Linked DNA regions of Mus musculus: regions 2 and 3 are each linked to region 1. The links are chromatin loops, found by intact Hi-C in ENCODE. Cell type or tissue: left cerebral cortex. All regions are shown on one strand. Region 1 holds the start of Dlgap4 (DLG associated protein 4). Region 2 overlaps Dlgap4 (DLG associated protein 4). Region 3 overlaps Dlgap4 (DLG associated protein 4).

What was found. Peaks named below come from ENCODE experiments on the same cell type or tissue, not always from the same donor. Only the 100,000 strongest peaks of a DNase experiment are listed, where the experiment ranks them.
Region 2: a loop joins it to region 1, with 2.4 times the contacts of the local background. A loop is called at or near these places in 5 of 42 quality-filtered maps.
Region 3: it touches region 1 in a loop (2.1-fold over the local background); 5 of 42 quality-filtered maps call a loop at or near these places.

The regions. Positions count from the first base shown.
Region 1 is chr2:156,612,067-156,614,566 of GRCm38, reverse strand. Dlgap4 (DLG associated protein 4) reads right to left here and starts at 870. Exons shown (of 13, transcript NM_146128.6): 1 at 709-870. Gm14169 (predicted gene 14169) reads left to right here and starts at 1,145. Exons shown (of 4, transcript NR_040372.1): 1 at 1,145-1,281; 2 at 1,371-1,622; 3 at 1,993-2,100. In left cerebral cortex, a CTCF peak has its summit at 1,404 (motif pointing left); DNase peaks (open chromatin) are centred at 161, 934, 1,376 and 1,780; H3K4me3 peaks cover 1,825 bases; H3K27ac peaks cover 1,663 bases.
Region 2 is chr2:156,661,817-156,664,316 of GRCm38, reverse strand. All of the region lies in intron 1 of Dlgap4 (DLG associated protein 4), which reads right to left. Among named protein-coding and RNA genes, the nearest start is that of Gm52566, 9.9 kb to the right of the region's middle. In left cerebral cortex, no CTCF peak of the experiment used is centred here; DNase peaks (open chromatin) are centred at 520 and 975; H3K27ac peaks cover 1,219 bases.
Region 3 is chr2:156,673,118-156,675,617 of GRCm38, reverse strand. The region is part of intron 2 of Dlgap4 (DLG associated protein 4); the gene reads right to left. Among named protein-coding and RNA genes, the nearest start is that of Gm52566, 21 kb to the right of the region's middle. In left cerebral cortex, a CTCF peak has its summit at 1,140; DNase peaks (open chromatin) are centred at 1,202, 1,500 and 2,120; H3K27ac peaks cover 1,795 bases.

The sequences.
Region 1 (2,500 bases):
CCTTTCCGCAACACAGGCAGCATAGAAGAACGCGAGAAAGGAGATGGATGAAGGGCTGGATGGGGAATCCGACAAGGCAAGCTCTGCCCAAGGAGGCCCAGGGACCATCACTTGCCCAGGTAGCACATGTCCCCTCCCAGCAGGCCCTGCACATCTGGACCCAGCTGGCCTCCGCAGCCACCTGGTCTATCCTCCACCCGCTCTGTACGCGAACCCCCGTTCCCGCGGGGCGCCGCACGTGGGGGCCTCCCGTGGCCATGTGAGCGGCCCCCCCACAGCCCAGGTGCCAGGGTCGCTCGGCCCCTCCCGGGCAGACGAGCGCTCCGGGGGCGATGCGGCGCGGGGTCGCCCGCCCCCTCCCCGGATGCCCGGTCCCGGGGAGATCCCGGGAAGGGAGTACGAGCGTGCGGCAGGCTGAAGGCAAGGAAGCCCCGGCCGCCCGGACACGCGGCTGGGAGGGGGCTGCCGCTGCCAGCCGCCTGCGGATGGAGGGCCGGGAACCGCTCCTGCGCCCCGGCCAGGGAAGGGCCGACAGCATCGGAGGGGCCGGCCCGCGTCGGTCCCCAGGCCCGGGCGCCACTGCCCGTCAGAGGATCCGGGAGACCCCGTCGCTGAGCGCATCTGTCCCGGGGTCTGCCCGCGGCTGGGGGCTGCCCCCGATCTAGCCTCGGAGGAGGGTCTTGACGCGTGCCACCCCCGCGCGCTCACCTGCGCCCTGCGCTCGACCGCCTCGGTCCACTCGGCCTCTGCGCTGCGCCCGCTCCGCTCGCTCGCTCGTTCCGCTCGCTCTAAGCTTCGCTCGCCTAGGCCCCGGCCCCGGCCCCGGCCCGCGGGCGCCCCATGCCTCTCCTCCGGCCGGCGCGGCGCCCCAGATGCGGCTGCGGGAGGAGGAGCCGCGCGGCCCCGGCTCCCCGAGAGCGGCGGGGAGGGGGCGGGGGGCGGGGAGACGCGCGCGGGGGAGGGGGCCGCGCGGCTGCGCCCAAAACCAGGCGCGGATCAGGCCGGGGGCCCGGGGCTGCGGGGGACCGCGGGGGCCGCTCGGGGCCCGGCGCGCCACCCCCGCCGCCCGCCCGGGGAAGGGAAGGGGAGGGGAGGGGCACCGCGGCTGCGGACGCTGGGTGTGTAGCGGAAAGAGCGCTTGGGAATCTGCGACCGATCGTCCAGAGAGGGCAGACTACCGGAGCGAGGTTACACAGCGCTGGCCGCGGTGGCGCGCGAACTTGGAAACCTGGGTTATTGAGTGGGTCGGCAGGAAGGTGTTTTGGCTGCGTTCACTGTGGGGTAGGAAAACTGAGGCACGGGAAAGATGCGGCTGGTCTGGGTCTCGCTGCGGGAGTCAGGCTTCTTCTCACCCCTCTTTCTCCCGTTAGGGTTCTTGCCTCTAGGATCGGGTGCCCCCTCCCGGTGACCCGCTTCCTGGAGAACCCTTGTTTTGGGCAGCAGTACCTGGCTGGCTAACGCATCTCTGGAATTCGTGGCCGGGCACCTGTCCTCCCTCTCACGGGGGCTCTGTGATCACGGACCATAGTCCGTGCTTCTCCCTGAGCTCGTTTTTCTACCCGCACAATCGGGACCACATAAGCATCTACCTCCTTAAGAAACCGAAGAGATAAAGAATAGAGGTAAGCTCTTCGTACTGGATCATGGCATTCAATAGGTGTCAAATGGATGTGCCTCCTCCCCTGGCTCCCACACAGCTGTCCCTGGAGAATACTAGGTATGCAACTGAGGCTCCTCCAGGCCTCTTTCTTCTCTTCCACTGCCTGCCCACCCTCCTCACATCTCTACCCCACTATTCTAGTCCTAGCCTCTCCTCTTGCCTGAGCCTGCAATGCCCTCCCACCATCTCTCAGTGACAAACTCCTACTCATCCCTCAAGACCCAGAGCAATTTCATGTACCAGCTTCTCACACTACTGGCCCACCCATGCCTCCCTTCAAAAAAAAAAAAAAAAAAAAAAAAAAAAAACAACCAACCTTCCCTTTCTCCCAGGGTTTGTGCTGTTTGGACTCCCACCAACTACAGCTACTGGCCCAGAGGAGATCTGCCATGACCCATGCTGCAGGAATTGGCTTCCTGGCTAAGATAGGCAGAGGAAAGGTCAGTTTGGAGTCCTAGAGGAGGGTGAAGGGCAGGAGAGGAGGGACTGTAGGTTCAGGCAGCTGTCACTGGAGAGGAACAAGGTCCCTTCCCTTGGGTAGCTAAGAAGACCTCTATGGATTCGGAAGCCTCTGGCAGGGCTGAACAGTGGCCTTGCACTGTGTAGCTGGCTAAAATGAGCAGGTGTCGACCGGCCTCAGAAAAGGGTTTCAGGGCCTTGTTCACCGAGGCTTTACAGCAGCACTGACTATAAGTGAAAAGCTGATCACAGTCTAAACAGCCGTTTGTCTGGAGCCGGGTAAAACAGTGACCACAGAAGGCTGTCCCCATGCCACAAGCCTCAAACATCTGTTAGGACGGGTCACAGAGCCACACTTGGCTTGTGAGGACTCAGAGATGG
Region 2 (2,500 bases), 50 kb before region 1:
AGGTCTGAGAAGATGATGCAGGAAGGATGCTGGCAGAAGGTACTGCCTTGGGGAACACCCTGGGAGGTGTTCCCTTCCTGTCCCTGCATCCTGAGTGACTCCCTGGGAGAGCAGAGGGATGCCCGGCATCTCCAGTCCCTTGCCTGAGCAGTGTCTGTTCCCCGAGCCACTCTGCCTGGTCAATGGGAAGTAGACTCTCTGCTGCACACCTACCCAGAAGGCAGCTAGCTGACCCAGAGGCCTCAGAGGATCCCCCTCTGCCCTCCCATCCTACAGGCCACAAAACTGAGACTGAGAAACCAAGGCATCATTGGCATGAGGGTCAGAATCTGAGCAGCTAGGCTAGGGTGTGAACTTAGCCCCTTCACAAAGTCCTGGGAAGAGACACAGGGACCAGTTCACCGCAGGAAGAAGCAGGAAAGGGTGCGCTGAGTTGGGAGGCTCACCGGCTTCATCTGTTATCCCAGGCCTGAGGATACTCTCCCACACTGTCCCCCGAGGTCTCACACTGTCCCCCGGGGTCTGCCCAGAAACGGTACCTCCCACACACCAGCTTCCACACTGTCATGTGTGCAACAGACTTTCCTTCCTTTTCAAAGTAAGAAATTGAGGCACACAGGATGGCAGGGCAGGAGGAAGACTCCTGATGTGGGTGTCCCCAAACCTCCTCAGCCCTGGCACGCCTTTGATCTCTGCTCCCAGGCAGCAGCTTTAACCCTGACCTCTGGTTCTAGGACAACGCAGCCCATCTCCCTGAGGAAGCGTGTCCCCCGTCAAGAAAAACACGCAGGACCAGCAAAGGCTCTGGTAGTAGGAAAGATGGCATGGGACTCATTTTCAGTGGATGGACACACACTCAGACGTGTGCCTGGAAGACCTCTGTGTGCATCGTGGGGTGTAGAAATCCACCACACACTCAGTGCGACAGCTTGGGAAGATGCCGTTCCTACCAACTTATCACTTGGAGCCAAATTCACCCGGCATATGGCTGAAGGGAGAGGCAACAGCAGAGGCAAGCATCCTGACTTGGAGGGCTCTAAGGCCCCTTGAAGTCCCCAAGTTCGCCTGCTGAGGGAAGGCTGTAAGTCCCCCACCACTCATTTTCTCTTCTCTAAGGTGGGTAGTAGGCCCTCGGCCCCTGCTGGTGTAACACTATTTAAGTCTTGGGCTTTCAACACAGACCATCTACATACAATGCAAAGATAAGGAAGTCCCATACAACAGGCCTCATCCTATCCAGTGCTGCAGACACAGACTGTCGCAGGTGGCTTTGACTTTGTAGAGATAGAAAGTAGAGTCAAGTCCAGTGGAGGCTGCCAAGGGCTCTGGCAGGGTGAGAGCTGAGGGGCAGGAGGGAGCAGTTTATGGGGCAATAAAGAGGTTCTGAAATGGACTGTGGTGATAGACACAGCCCTCTGGATATGAGCTAAAAGCCACCTAATAGGACACTTTCATGAGCGAATCACAGGGCACGTGAGTTACGACTCACTTGGTAACTCTGTTAAAGCCATCCTGAGCCTCTGAAAATAACACCACAGAACTTCCTGGTGGCCATCTGTAATCTGGGAGCCTCTGTCTCAGAGGTCTATGTGCTTCTGGAAAGCCACCCGACTCCTAACTGGTTGGGTTCCCACTGGCCCCAGGACCTCTCGGGTGTCTCCTTCCCACTGCTGAACACACTGTCTGACCCAGGCTTCATGTCTAGTTTCACTAATGCTGTTCCTTCTGACTGGGATGCCACCAGATTAGAGCACGCTCACCTCACCCATAGGTACGGCGTTCAGTGTGGCACTTTGCATCTAGTAGGCCCTTTACTAACTGAATGTTAAATGAGAATTACAAACCCTAGTGTGCAGAGTTGGTTCCAGATTGGGGCTGCACGCCCTTCTAACCATGTGATCCTGAGGAGGTCACCTAACTACAGCGAATCTCAATCCCTACCCCGGAGGGAGGGAGCCAGGGATTAGCAGGCATAATGGCAGTGAGCTCTTGATTAAGCATTCCTCCGGAGCTGTTTCCACATAAGCCCATTTTTCCAGCCACCGCTGCCCAAACTCTGGGTTCATTCATGACACCTCTCCCTTCTCATATTCAGGTTAAGTCACTGCTCTGGGCCCGCAGCCATGTGACAATAAGCTGTACTGCCACACACACAGTAACTTCCAGCCCTTACCTGGATTCTCCATGCTGGCCCTGGTCCTCTATTATTATTATTATTATTATTATTATTATTATTATTTAATTCTTTCTCCCAGACACAGAAACCAGAGAGCTGTCAGAGGAGAACTCAAGTCGGATCTTACCTCTCCTCAGCTCTAACATCTCCAGGGTCTCACTTCACCTCAAGTAAGAGCACAGGACCCCGGGCTGATGAGATGGCTCAGTGGGTAAGAGCACCCGACTGCTCTTCCAAAGGTCCAGAGTTCAAATCCCAGCAACCACATGGTGGCTCACAACCATCCGTAACAAGATCTGACTCCCTCTTCTGGTGTGTCTGAAG
Region 3 (2,500 bases), 61 kb before region 1:
ACATGACTTGCTGCACTGTCCCAGATTGGCTTGTCTGGATAGTCCCTCCCATCTCCCCTTCCTCCCTCCCCTCTCCTTCCTTCCATTCTTTCCATTCTTTTCCTGCTTTCTGTAGTTCAGGGGATCAAACACAGGGCCTTCGCCAGAGTAGGCAAATGCTTTATTGCTAAGCTGCATCTCTAGCCTTTGAGTTGTTGTTGTCTGGACACAGGGCCTCCCAGTGCAGTTTAGAGTGGCCTTGAACTTGCCACAATTTTGAGGCTGGCCTCAATCAAATTCACAATTGTTCAGCTTTCACCTTCAAAGTGCTAGTCTTACAGATGTGTGCCACCACGCCCGGCTCCATCTGGATTCTTGTCACAACCTCCTGGGTGTTTATATAAATCCTGTTTGTTTTCTTCTTTTCCATGTGACCAAGTGCAGTTTCTAAGAAGCTCAGCCGAAGTTCAGAGAGGTCACATGATTTTCCCCAAAGTGACAAGGCAAGTGAAAGATTTGTCAGTGGCCAGTTTGTGAAATCTGTGCTCAGGAGCTCCCTGCCTACTGCCACCACAGCCTGTGGTCCTAGCAGGGTAGATGTGTCTCCTCACCCACAGCTCCTGCCTTTCCTCTGAGCCTTCCTGGCCCTGGCTCCGTGTCCGCTGCTGTCTCCTTTGCATACCTCACCTCTCCAGAGCTTACCTGCCCAAGCGTCAGGGTTCTGCTCAGACCCTGACCTCCGCTCCTCTCTCTACTCCACGGTCCACTACTGGCCACTTCTACAATTTCCCTGCAGATTCTCACCTCTCCTGCAGAAAGCATCTTGGCTGGCCCTCAACTGCCTTTCAGACTGATCTAGTATTCAAGCCCCCAGGGTCAGGTTCTTGTTCTCTTTTACTCTTGTGACCCCACTCTGCTTCTGTCCTTTGGCCCTACCCCATTCTCCAGGCTACAGAGAGGCCCCCTGACAGTTTGCCTCAAGTGGATGCCCACCCCCAGGAGACTGCCATTCCTACCAGACCCTGGCTGCATCCAGGCAGCTGAGGCTAGCGATTCTGATGGATGATATGTGGAGCTTCCTGAGGGCAGGAGGCCTCCCTATCCTCCCAGCCAGGTCTGGCATGAGGCCCAGCATGGAGCTCCACTGGGAGGCGCTGAATGAAGCTTGGGACTGCTGCCTACGTCTTCCTACCACCCACTTTCTACTCCAGCCAGCCAGAACTACTCACACTTCCGCAGAGCTTCCTACTGTGGCTGCCACTTGGTCTCCCCAGACTAGGACTCCAGGTAGGCCTGGCCTTCCCCTTCCAGTTCCAAGTGGCAGAACCAAGTGATAAGTGTCCCAGACCCAACAGGGTAAGAGACACCAGGCTGGGGGCGTGGGGGTGCATATACACACATGTGTGGTATGGTCATGTGGCACTTCTAGCTCTCTGTTCTTGTGCACACATTGCTGTGACTGGGTCCCTTATCAAAGTGTGAACCCCCTTAGGCCTGCCCACACAGCCACAGCTACAGGGAAGAAGGGAAGCTGATGGTCTCTCCTGAGTCACTAGTCTCTGCCTGCAATGACGGTGACGGCAAGGAGCCATATTTGTGGAGCCCTCTGCACGCAGCATGTGCCAAGCACTCCCCACCCCCAACCCCCACAGCTTTTTCACCAGACAGATCTACCATTGCCCCATTTTACAGATGAACTAAAAGAGTCTCAGAGAAATGGCACCATCTCTGGGAGATGACACAGACAGGAAGTGTCTAGAGCTCTGATCTCTCTAATTCTGACTGTCATCTGCCAAGGTGAGCTGAGCCACACCCAGGTGGCCTGTGGTGTGTGATAGAGAAGTCTCTACTGCCTTCCTGCTACCTCTGAGGAAAAGCTGGAAGCCAACATATCCTGGCCCTCTAGGCACTCTCCTGGGAAGGGTTGAGCTGGGCAGACTTACCCTAATCTGCAACCCCACAGAGGATGAGAGGCCCAGAAGTCTCAGAGTGAACAGAAGTCGGCAAGCCTGGGCTCCAATTCCCCAGCAAGACTCAAGATTTTCCCAACAGCCTGGGCCAAATTTATCTGCCAATCCTCCAAAGAGCTGGTTCCAGCGTCTGTCTGGAAATGTCAGCCCGTGTGGTTGGAGGAACGCGAGGAGAGTTTTCCCCTAAATAGCAGGAAGCATATGGGAGCGGATGGCGCCCGACGCCCCAACCTGCCAGTTCTTGCTCAAGTAGAGCTAAAAGGGGCCCAGAAGGGTCTGGAATTCCTACCACCTCCCAGGGAGGGGGAGCTGGAGATGAGACAGCAGCAACACACGGGGCAGAAAGTGGGTCCTGAGAGTAGTGAGCAAGAGTCTGTGACAAGGACCCCAAAGGCTCCTATCAGCCACAGCAAGTCACCATGCATAGAGCACTGGCCACATCTGTGGGACTTAGGTGGTCTCATCTGAACTTTGCAACCAACTCTGAGATGGGATCCTATTATCCCCATATCACAGATGAGAAAATTGAGGTTTGGAGCAAGCACATGAAA